2 separate regions of the Homo sapiens genome follow, and region 1 is linked to region 2. Evidence: chromatin loops called from intact Hi-C (ENCODE). Cell type or tissue: IMR-90. All regions are shown on one strand. Links, peaks and the distances in the headings refer to the core of each region. The heading gives the core; the rest is flanking DNA. Region 1 overlaps RFTN1 (raftlin, lipid raft linker 1). Region 2 overlaps RFTN1 (raftlin, lipid raft linker 1).

Region 1 (5,382 bases), core at 200-5,199, 73 kb before region 2:
GGGTGGATCTCTTGATTCCAGGAGTTCGAAGTTACAGTGAGCTATGATCACACCACTGCACTCCAGCCTGGGCAACAGAGTGATACCCTGTCTCTTTAAAAAAAAAAAAATTCAGCTCCTTGGTCTCATGAGTCGTATTTTAAGTGCTTGATAACCACATGTGGCATATGGCTACTATCTTGGACAGCATATTTTAGTAGAATTCATTTATTTAAACAATTTTCAGTTTTTCATAATTTCTAAGTTGATACAAAGCATTTGTGATTGAGTCTTCTCAGTCATAAGGGGAGGCAGAGCACAGAGCAATATAAGGCATATATGCCAAGATCTAAAAGACAAGCTCCTATTTTTCCCATGAAAAACATTTAAAAAGTTTGGGGCCAACTTTGGCATATAACATTTGAGGAATATATTTGAAATAATTTCTGCTTATAATAATTTAATTGCACATGCATATTTTAAATTATATAAATTGTATAAACTTGGAAATGGTGCTTTTCCCCTGTGTTTAAATCTCATGGAACAATTTTATTTCTGTACTTTTTTTTCATGTATTATTGCACTTGGTTGCCTTTATCATCACCAGCATGATTTTCAGGGCTATCTAACACAGTTTCAAGCTCATCCTATTTACTTTCTTCCAAATTGTTTGGGATTCAGCACTTTTAAAATTCATAAATGATGCTATCTCTGGAAATTCTGTCCTGAGTCATAAGTGCTCAGTCACATAACATTAGGAGAGTTGATTTTTCTTGTCCAGCTCATATGTCAATAAGAAATCTCCATAATGGAAACACTTCACATTGCTCTTAAAAAAAAATAGAAAACACCTCTTTTTATTGAAAATAACATCAATACAGGCGAGTGCATAAATCATAAGTGTACAGCTCAATGAGTTAGCACAAAATGAACACACCTGAGTAACCAACACTCAAGAAATATTAATAGAGCAGGAGCAACAGCCTGAACCCTTCCTGTAGCCACGCCCACAATTCCCCACTCCCCTTCCAAGGGAAGCCTCTCTAACTTCTAACACCAAAGGGTGGCTTCGCCTGTTTGTATAAATGGTGTCTTTTGCTCAGCACTGTGTCTGTGAGATTCATTTATGTCACAGTGGTTCATTGGTGTTCATTTGTGTGTAGAATTCCTGCATTGCTTTGTTTTTTGTTTGTTTGTTTTTAAGGGACAGGGTCTCACTGTGTTGCCCAAGCTAGAGTGCAGTGGTGCAGTCATAGCTCACTACAGCTTCAAACCCTGAGCTCAAGCCATCCTCCCTGCTCAGCCTCCCAAGCAGCTAGGATTACGGGTGTGCACCACCACACCCAGCTAATTTTTTTAAGATTTTTTTTATAGAGATGGGGTCATGCTATGTTACCCAGGCTGGTCTCAAATGCCTTTTCTGGCCTCAAGTGATCCTCCCATCCTGGCCTCCCAAAGTACTGGGATTACAGGTATAAGCCATGATGCCCAGCCCTGCATTGCTTTTTTAAAAGCCATCTTTAAGAAGATTGCCTACTATAGCACCCCAAATTGTTTTCCATGTTGTAGGAATTATTTTAAATTTTTCTTAGATTTATTTTCCTCCTTAAAAAAAAGTCTGGCCGGGTGCGGTGGCTCACACCTGTAATCCCAGCATTTTGGGAGGCCGAGGCAGGCAGATCATGAGGTCAGGAGATCGAGATGATCCTGGCTAACACGGTGAAACCCCGTCTATACTAAAAATACAAAAAAATTAGCCGGGTATGGTGGCGGGCACCTGTAGTCCCACCTACTTGGGAGGCTGAGGCAGGAGAATGGAGTGAACCCAGGAGGTGGAGCTGGCAGTAAGCCAAGACCGTGCCACTGCACTACAGCCTGGGTGAGAAAGCAAGACTCCATCTGAAAAAAAAAAAATTAAAAAAAAAAAGTCCATCAGCTTATTTCAATAAATGTCCCAAAGTAGCTTTGAATATGTTTTCCCCAAGAAGCATCTTGCTGTTCAAAATAAAGTAACTGAGAGAGTCCTTATATTGTGAGAGATCTTGAACGTATGTAAATGTCAGAGCAATTCCCTCATTTTTGAGAAATAACATTTTAGGGGGTAAAATCCAGGAGATCACTAGGTTATATCCAGGCTGTATAGTGTATGAGTGTTTATAAGTGGTGTATTTCACTTTCTGTCTTATGTGCATTGGAGTTTTATGCTGTAGTTAGTGAATATTGGTCCCACTCTTGGCAGTGAACATAATGTCTATGGTGCATCTATCCCTAGATATCTGCTTGGCTGATTCCTTCACCTCCTTCAAATCTTCGTTCCAGGTTACCTCAGTGCACCTACCTTCCCACCCATCTTTAAGAGAGCAGCTTGCCTCCTGCCACTCCCTACCCTAGTATTTTGGACTCCCTTTGTCTCCTCTATTTTCCTTTTACCTAAAGTTCTTGCCACCTCTTAAGACACGTTACTGTTTTTACTTATTGTGTGTATTGTTTCTTGTCATTTTTTGTTTGTTTGTTTGTTTGATGCTGAGCTCAGAATAGGTCATTTAGCATGTGCTCAGTGAATGTTTATAGAATGAAAGAGCAAGAGCCTGTGTGTTTCCAAGGCTTGCAGGGCCTCAGAATTGTATGGGAACAGATGCTGTGAACAGTGATGCAATGAAGATAAAGTACAGAGGGTTAGGAGACTCACACATTTTCTTTTTTTGCAACTCCAAGTAGCTTTTTTCAGTATCTGGCATGGTTGGGACTTGTTGAAAAACCCTCCCTGGAAGTGACTTGTGAGGGTTGGATATCACCTGTTAATGCTTCATACGTCCCAGCAGACTCATTTACAAATATGGAATTTGCTGTTATCACCAGGAAAATTTCCAGACTTTTATTTATGATATATATATATATGTGTGTGTGTGTGTACATATATACACATATAACTTTTATGTATGTATAAGTAATATATACTTATATATGTAATATATACTTTTATATAGATGTAATATATATTTATATATGTAAACTTTTTATGAGCTGGAACATGTTTTGAGTGTCAATTATGCACCGTCAGTGAACACATGGGGCAGCTGACTGGTTTACAGCACAGGTTGAACTTTCCCATCTGTGTGTTCAGAAGTGCTGAACATCCCACCTCGGTGACACCTCCTGTCTGGGATCCAGCACAGATAATGAGTGTGGGAATTTGAACTAACCTCATGGCATGTGAGGGTGGGGTGTCTTGTCTGAGAAATGGAGTGTATCCTGGCAGGCAGTTAGGCTGCCTGCTGTATCTTCCCCTGACACTGGAAGGTTTCATTTTAATTGCTTGTGATTATGTAAAATCTTTTCTGAGGGTTTTGAGAATCAGTGTGACAGAATTACAACCCACATAAGGTTTTCCCCTTTTCTGCCTTTGGGAGAATTCCCACTCAAAGAGCCAGGTCCCATTAGGATTGGAGTCAGCAGGGCTGAAGATGGCTAGAGGACACTGCAGGGAGGGAGAAAGCACTTGGAGATGAGATACTCAATTATTGAAACTGACTTGCCTCCTCAAGAAATCTGGAACTTTAAACCCAGTTCCAGAATTCTCTCCTGATTCCAGTTAAAGAAACCTACTACCTAATAACTTAGGCAGCCATTTAGGTGGGATGTTTCACTTTCTGAAATTCTTAGCTTTCTTCCCCGTAAAAAAAACAAAAAAAAAAACAAAAAAAAAAAACAAAAAAAAAACCTTTGCACTAGAATGATAATCTCTAGGATTGCCTATAGCTCTGATATTCTGTGAGTCTATGGTCAATCCAGCTTTTAAATGACTTCCCCTTCATTATCAAAGAGCCTTATTTGATTAGTTCAGGTTTATGATAGTGGTGTGCTGCGTTTCGGTGCCATATACCCTCATTTTGTGAATTTTTCTGGGTATGTCTTAGTATTCCCTCTGCTCTTCATCCACTATGGCAGTGTTTGCTGATTGATTGGTAACTATTTTTGTCCTCCCACTTAACTAACAACTGTAATTGGAGCTCAATATAAGGGCTATTATTTTTACAAAGTTTGTTTTCCTTTTAAGGTTAAAAATAAACATTGCCTTCTGACACTCCAGTGGAAAAAATCTGTTGTGAGAAAAATCTAAACTTTAAATGATTCATTTGTGGGATCACTTTTGACTTCTTATGTGTTTAAAAGAATGAGAAAAAGGGCATATTACCATTATAGGGGTGGTACTGTATTCTATACATGTAACCCAGGATATGTAAGTTGGACAAAAGAGTCAAGTATTTTAATAATTCATTATTATAAATTTAGCATATGAAATAATGAGAAAATAGAATTAAACTGAGGTTTCCCATCTAATTAATTACTTCCCAATCTACATCTTCATTCTGTTAGCCTGATAGCAGCATTCCTAGTTTTGAAAAGGTAGCTGGGGGGAGATTCGTAGTGTAGATGTTAGGGATGAGGGTGATGGAGGTGTTATTCATTGGGGTACTAGTGATGGTCTTGGTAAAGGTGATAGTGGTGGTATTGATGGGGTGGTAGGGATGTTATTGGGCAAAAGCAAAAGCAGTCAAAGGAGCTGTTAGAAAGAAAGATTCTTCAGAGAGAAAAAGGTTGTCATGGGGGGTACAGGGAGTAGAAATCAGATGGAAAACACCTGAAGAGATGGAAAAACTTTAAAAGAAAATGTTTAAATATATTCCTGGTGGAAATAAAGTTAGTTTTTTGATGAACTATTCATCGTTCAGTTGGTGTAGAAATTTTGTTTCCAATGACTTCCCAGTTTGAATGAGATGCAGTGTCTACTCTGACTAACTTCTAAGACACTCCCCAGAGGGCAATGACAGCTTCTCGTTATGATGCCTTAAGAATAACACAGATGGATATATTTTTTAAGTTTCAAGCACAGGAGTCTCTGTGACCCTTTCTGACTCTGATGGTGCCTGGGAATGTGGGCATCATTCTTTATTGCTTTTGAATAGTAAAGCATCATCATTAATTCATGCTCTGTACATTTGTAACTTGTGATAAACAAGAACTAAGCCTAAGTTTGCATACAGGTTTGCTAAACCAATTAATAATGTAAGCTAAGCTGCAGGGGCAGTGTTTATTTACCTCAAGGCTACCTGCTTTTTCCAGCAGTTTGGATGCACCATCACAAACTGAGAGGCTAGTTACAAATTGCTCTTACCTCTTTATTAAAGCAGATCTCTGAAGGCTCACTCCTTCAGAGCTTTTGTGTTATCCTCGTTTACATTTCTGTATATTTGAGTGTGCTGCTAACTGCATCTTTTATAAAGGATTTAGATTTTACACTTTACAAAATCATTGCAGTCTGGTATTTCCTGTGGGTATGGATTAGTGACGATCACTGTATTTTAAAAGATGTCTATTGCTGTGTAACAAACCACCCCAAAA
Region 2 (5,382 bases), core at 142-5,141:
CAACCCTTGTGCCAGATGATTCTGATGCTTCCCACCCCACCCTGAGCAGCCTGTGGTGCTTTTCCTGAGGACATTTTCACCAGTTGCTGGGGAAGAGGCCAGTGAGTCGAGTGGACACACCAAAGCCTGAGTCAGGCATCACCTGGATTCAGCTCACTGCACCTTTGATGGCTGAGGCCACATTCTCGGCAGGGCCTGCCTGACCTGCTCGGCTCCTCACTCCTGGCATCACTCCTGCATTCCTCACGCTTGGTTCCTCATGTTCTTTGGACACAGAGCCCTGGGAAGGAGCATCAAGTAAATGAACAGATTGGAGCAGCCCCTCACCAGCCAACAACTCCAGGGGGAGCCCACTTGTGGAAGGAGTGCCAAAGCAATGGTGACTTGAAGCCAGATGGGCTGGAGTGTGGAGGAAGGTCTTTCTCCAGGCTCTGAAGGTGTAATGTGACAGGTGACGGCACAATGGACCAGAAGGGAACTGCCAGCCCACCATCAACCACCAGGAGCAGGCAGCCACCAGCTGGAAGATGGATCGGCTGCAGAGCGCTGTCAGTTTCAGCTCAGCCACAGGCTCACGGGAACTGCATGCATTCAGCAAGTGCAACATTCAACACACAGCACGCAAAGGGCCCCTGTCAGATGCTGACAGACACCCGCTGCAGCCTTACAGAGGGAGATGGTGCCACCTTTGCCTAACAGGTTCCTGGTGGTGGGGCACACAGATTCCAAAGGAGAGACATGTGGTTGGATGTTGGTGTGAAGGTCATGGCATCGCATGCAGGGGGACAAGTCAGTGGAAACTTGAGTCGGCAGGGAGACTTTAGAGATAGATTTGTAAAAGCTGCTGTAATAAGGTTGAACTGACTCTCCTCAGGGAAAATTCAGAGAGGATGGGACCCACTGTTTTTTCAGTCAGTAAAAACTTCTAATCCCAAGCAGCTGTACTCATCTGGGTGGACTGCTTTCTCTTTCCATGTACCTAATTATTTCCTGCCTCATTCCAAGACTGTAGGTGACTGGTGTGGAGCACTTGTTCTACACAAGACCCTCTGGGTCACCTCACAGATGGGAGTCCTCCAGAGAGGGGGGCTTCACAGCCAGACTCCTTGGAAGAATCTTCTGCACTGGGTGTCCCCTCCTCACTCCTCAGCTGACAAGGGTCAGCGTCCTACTCCCACAGGCCTGTGTCCCCTGGTGACCGAGAGTCACTCCATCTAGTCCTCATCATGCCTGAGCTCTTGCAGCCCGGATGTTGGGACCACCCCCACTCCCTGAAGCAGCTTTTCTCTTGGTTCTTTCCCACCTCATTCTCCTGGTTTCCCACTAAGTTCCTCAGGGTTCAGACCCAGCCCCATTTCTCCCTTCACTCTTGCCTCTTCCTTAGAAAATCTCCTTCACCACCTCTGTGCCAATGACCATTCCGCCTGCATTTTCAGCCCTCACTGCACCCCAAGACTCCAGCTCCATCCATCCTGTGGCTCGAGGAAACCTATGACTGTCCCCCTCCCCATACCTCGCCCACCTGGCCAACCGCCACCCTATCTAGAGGAATGGCATTGCACCTTAGGGGCTATCCCTGCTGACCCTCCCCTCTCCTTCCCCTATATTCAATCTATCCTTAAGACCCATCTGTGTTAGGTCCCGGAGGCTCTGGAATCCCTCCACTTCTCTCTACCATCACTCGCCTCAGCTATTCTAATCTCCTAATAATAGATATCCCCTTCAAATAGGTTCCCTATTCAGAGCCCAAGTGATCTGTTAAAAAGGGAACTTGAATCCTGTCATCCCACTGCTCAAAGGAGTTCTAGTTTTGTATGACTCTGAAGACAAAGATGGAAATCAGTACTGTGGCCCTCAAGGCCCCAAGGGATCTGGTCCCTCTTACCTCCTCTGCCAGCCTCCCATTCTCTGTGGCCTCCAGCTCCTCTGTGGCCTCCAGTTCTTCCGTGTCCCCTCTGCCAAGGACATTCTCCTCCTTTCTAGCTCTACTCGAGCATCCTTTTCTCAGAACAGTGCTGTCTCCTTTTATACCAAACCAGACTCCTTTGTACTACCCTGGAAAAGAACCACGTTCTTCTCCTTCAGAGCTCTCCTTTGGGCTTTTAGTTATTTGTGATCATTATTTTATCCTTCCCAGGCAGAGTCAGACATAGTCTCCACAAGAGCAAAGACCTTTTTCCTGTGTTGTGTACCCAGATTTTAGTTGGTGCTCAACAGATACTTGTCGAATCAATGAATGAGTAATCAGCTTCTTAGCGAGGACACACATAGTATGTCTAGCATTAAAACTTAAGAAAAGAAACTGCAAGATTGGCACACCGAGGATGTGGCATATTTAGTCTTCTTTTAATCAGCAACATGGATAGATTTTTCTAATCAGGACTTTTCAGCATTGGAAAGAAACCTCTGTGTACGTGCGTGTGATTTTCAAGGCAAATATTAAACTTCTTCAAAGGGAGTAGGTGATTTCTACAACTCGGGAAGACTTCCTTCCAGCTAAACTACTTGAAGTGGACACATCATGGGCAGTTTTTAAAATGTGCAAATTAAATCCATTGGCTCCTGCTGACATGGAACTCTGGACACACACTGCTGTAAAGTGAAGGATTTCTTTTTTTCTTTTAGACAGTTATTTCTGAATTGGGCGGCTAATTGGATTTGGTGACACACCCAACTGCCACAGATGCTCTGGCTTGGGAAGGCCCCCAACTCAGTGCAACCTGTTTTATCTGCGGCTTGCTGGTTAAGCTCAGAGACTCCCCCGGTCCTACTCAAAACCTGGAGTCCATTCCCCAGGCTGGACTTGCCTGCCTTTAAGTGGTGTGGATGTCAGAGCTCACCTCAGAGGCTCAACTGAAATCTGGCACAGTCCAGGCCTCCTCTTGCTTTCTGAGACGTCTCCTTTTTGAATTGTTGGGATCTGAAACAGTTTTTGTTGTTTGTTTTCTACCATTTGTGTTCTCGTTTTGTATTATATCAGCAGATCAACAAGATGTGATCTTCTACAGGAAACTGGATGTGGCCAGGCATCCAGGGGAAACTATGGAAGCTCTGTTATTTAGCAAGAGCAGCCCCGGAGAGAGTATCTGGGCTCATATTAGATGGAAGGTCTAGCACGTGGTGGAATTGTCCTCAGTTGTACACTGCACAACAGCAGAGGGCGCTATTCACATCAAATACAATATGAATGGGGCCCTGGAGGTGTGCACCGCAGCCCTGGAGGTAGAGACAACCATTTTAGAGATGAGTAACTTGAAACTCAGATTCATAACCTGCCTAAAGACTGACAGCTAATGAGTGCCAGCACTAGGATTTGAACCCATACTATAATGCTTTGACATTTTAGCACTTAAGGCCTCTTAGCCAAAACAATCACCACTTTTTTGGCAACAGTAAAACTTCCTCTGACTTCCCTGAGAGCCAACTGCCTCTCGGAGTACTATACTACACAGGTAGGCTTCACTGGTCCTTTTCTAAAAACACGTAAAATGATATAAAATGTGAAGAGGCTCTGACTGTTTTGGAACATCCATTAAAAAAAAGGAGAGACTCTTACATTTGGGCTGGAATTAAAATGCAACGGCAGCTGCCTAACACAGGGCAGCAGTTACGAACCATAACACGGTGCCTGGAAACTATGGAGGCTTGGTGGAGGCAGCCACGGTCATGCTGAGGGCTAAAATCAGGGGCCTCCTCTGGTGGGTTTGGAGCCTCGAGATGCCTGCCTGGCAGGCTCGGCTTAAGTAGGAGGTGGGTCTGAGACACCACTTAGCCTACAGAGTGATTCCATTATTGGGATCCTCACAGTTTGGGTGGAAGAAGCTCCACCCATCTCCTAAGGGAAGTCTGTCAGCTACAGTACGAGACATTTCAAAAGAAGTCAAAGGAGAAACCCATCCAACATTGTAAGTGAACTCATTTGGGTTTTTTGGGGGATACAGGGTGGGAAAGGACCAGATAAATGTTAAATCCTAACCTCAACATGTATTTCACTCATGTTTCTCTACTTTAATGGAACATTCCATTACCATTCTTATCTAAAAGGTGCTAAATCCAAGAATCCTATAATGTATTAAATCTCAGAATTCTGTGTTTGGGCAAATGTTTTATCTGAGGAAACAGATCTCTACCGTGGAAAACTACAAAAATGGCAGATTTTTAAACATTTACATAGCACATTTTTGGTTTTTCCTAGCAAAGCGCTCAGAATGATTTACAACATACTAAAGCCTTAAGAAATCATTTCCCACTGATGGTGCAACTGCATTCCTGGGCTCCTCTCTCTAGCCCAGCAAGAAATCATAGGAACTGAGAGCTCCCTTTTTCTCTCAATTATATAATGTCTAAGATTTAAGTGCGTATTTGGTGAAACCAATGAGATAACAGCTGAAGCACAAGGAAGTGGCCATGGTGGGAACTGAAAACTAAAACCCCACGTGCACTCTGGGCCACCGAGATGAGAAATTCAGATTGAGAAACTTGGCCGGTCAGTGACGGAGCTGGGGCTCGCTCTCGGGTGGTCTTGCTCCAGAGATTTGATGAGACCCTGGTTGTTGCCCAACTCTATTACTGGCCGCGTGACCTTGGGACTCTGAGCCCCTGACTTCCCTGTCACACCAGGAAATGCTTGGTTGCAGGTTGGGCCCCCGGGAAGCGGCCTCTGAGATTGGAAGTTTTTAGAGGGAGTTACCTTAGAACACTTGTCGGTACAGTAGCGGGCAGAGGGAGAATTTGGGCTGTGATGCAGTCACAATCCCCCAGGTTGGCTTGGAGCTGGGATGGCATTTGCGTTATCCCAAATTGGGATCAGGAAATGGGTTGTTGTATCCCACCTGGGGCAGTCATTGGTTGTAGGTTGCCCTGGTGTGACCCTTCTGTGAGGTGGTGGTCAGCAAAGGGCTATCGGCCTAGCTGGGGAGCGGGCCCGCCAGTCCTGTGGGGGGATCTGAGCGGTACAGCACAGTGTCTGCCCCATGTTCTGGGCCCTGCCTTACTCAGGTGACCTAGTGAGAGAATGCCAGCCCCGTGCCTGGTAATCCTCAGCCTGCTCAGAATGGAAATGAGTAGCTGCAGCTCTGGCTCTTACTGGGGGCAGGCCTCACATCTCCTCTCCATCCTGGCCCTCCAAATGATAGGACTTTAGGAGCCCTTTCCTATGTGGGCCTTTGGTATAGAGCCAGTCAAAAGAAATACTGCTCTGCCCCAACAGAACCTGAAATCTACATCTAAAATACACATCCTGGAAGGTGTGGTGCAGGCTCTTGGGGTGGGTGTGATGTGATAGTGTGCGATTCAAGTTTGGTGCCTGTACTGCCTGGCTGGGGGATGCTGGGAATTGTATGTCTCACTCAGACATGGTGTGGGTATGAATGCAAACAAGGC

The links. A loop is a pair of places that touch in the nucleus more often than their neighbours do. Peaks named below come from ENCODE experiments on the same cell type or tissue, not always from the same donor. Only the 100,000 strongest peaks of a DNase experiment are listed, where the experiment ranks them.
Region 1: a loop joins it to region 2, with 2.0 times the contacts of the local background. A loop is called at or near these places in 1 of 110 quality-filtered maps.

What each region holds. Positions count from the first base shown.
Region 1 is chr3:16,390,176-16,395,557 of GRCh38, reverse strand. The region is part of intron 4 of RFTN1 (raftlin, lipid raft linker 1); the gene reads left to right. Among named protein-coding and RNA genes, the nearest start is that of RFTN1, 120 kb to the left of the region's middle. In IMR-90, for the core only: no CTCF peak of the experiment used is centred there; a DNase peak (open chromatin) is centred at 2,617; H3K27ac peaks cover 408 bases.
Region 2 is chr3:16,317,295-16,322,676 of GRCh38, reverse strand. The region is part of intron 9 of RFTN1 (raftlin, lipid raft linker 1); the gene reads left to right. It also overlaps a transcript of OXNAD1 not described here. Among named protein-coding and RNA genes, the nearest start is that of OXNAD1, 55 kb to the right of the region's middle. In IMR-90, for the core only: a CTCF peak has its summit at 3,144 (motif pointing right); a DNase peak (open chromatin) is centred at 4,256; H3K27ac peaks cover 1,683 bases.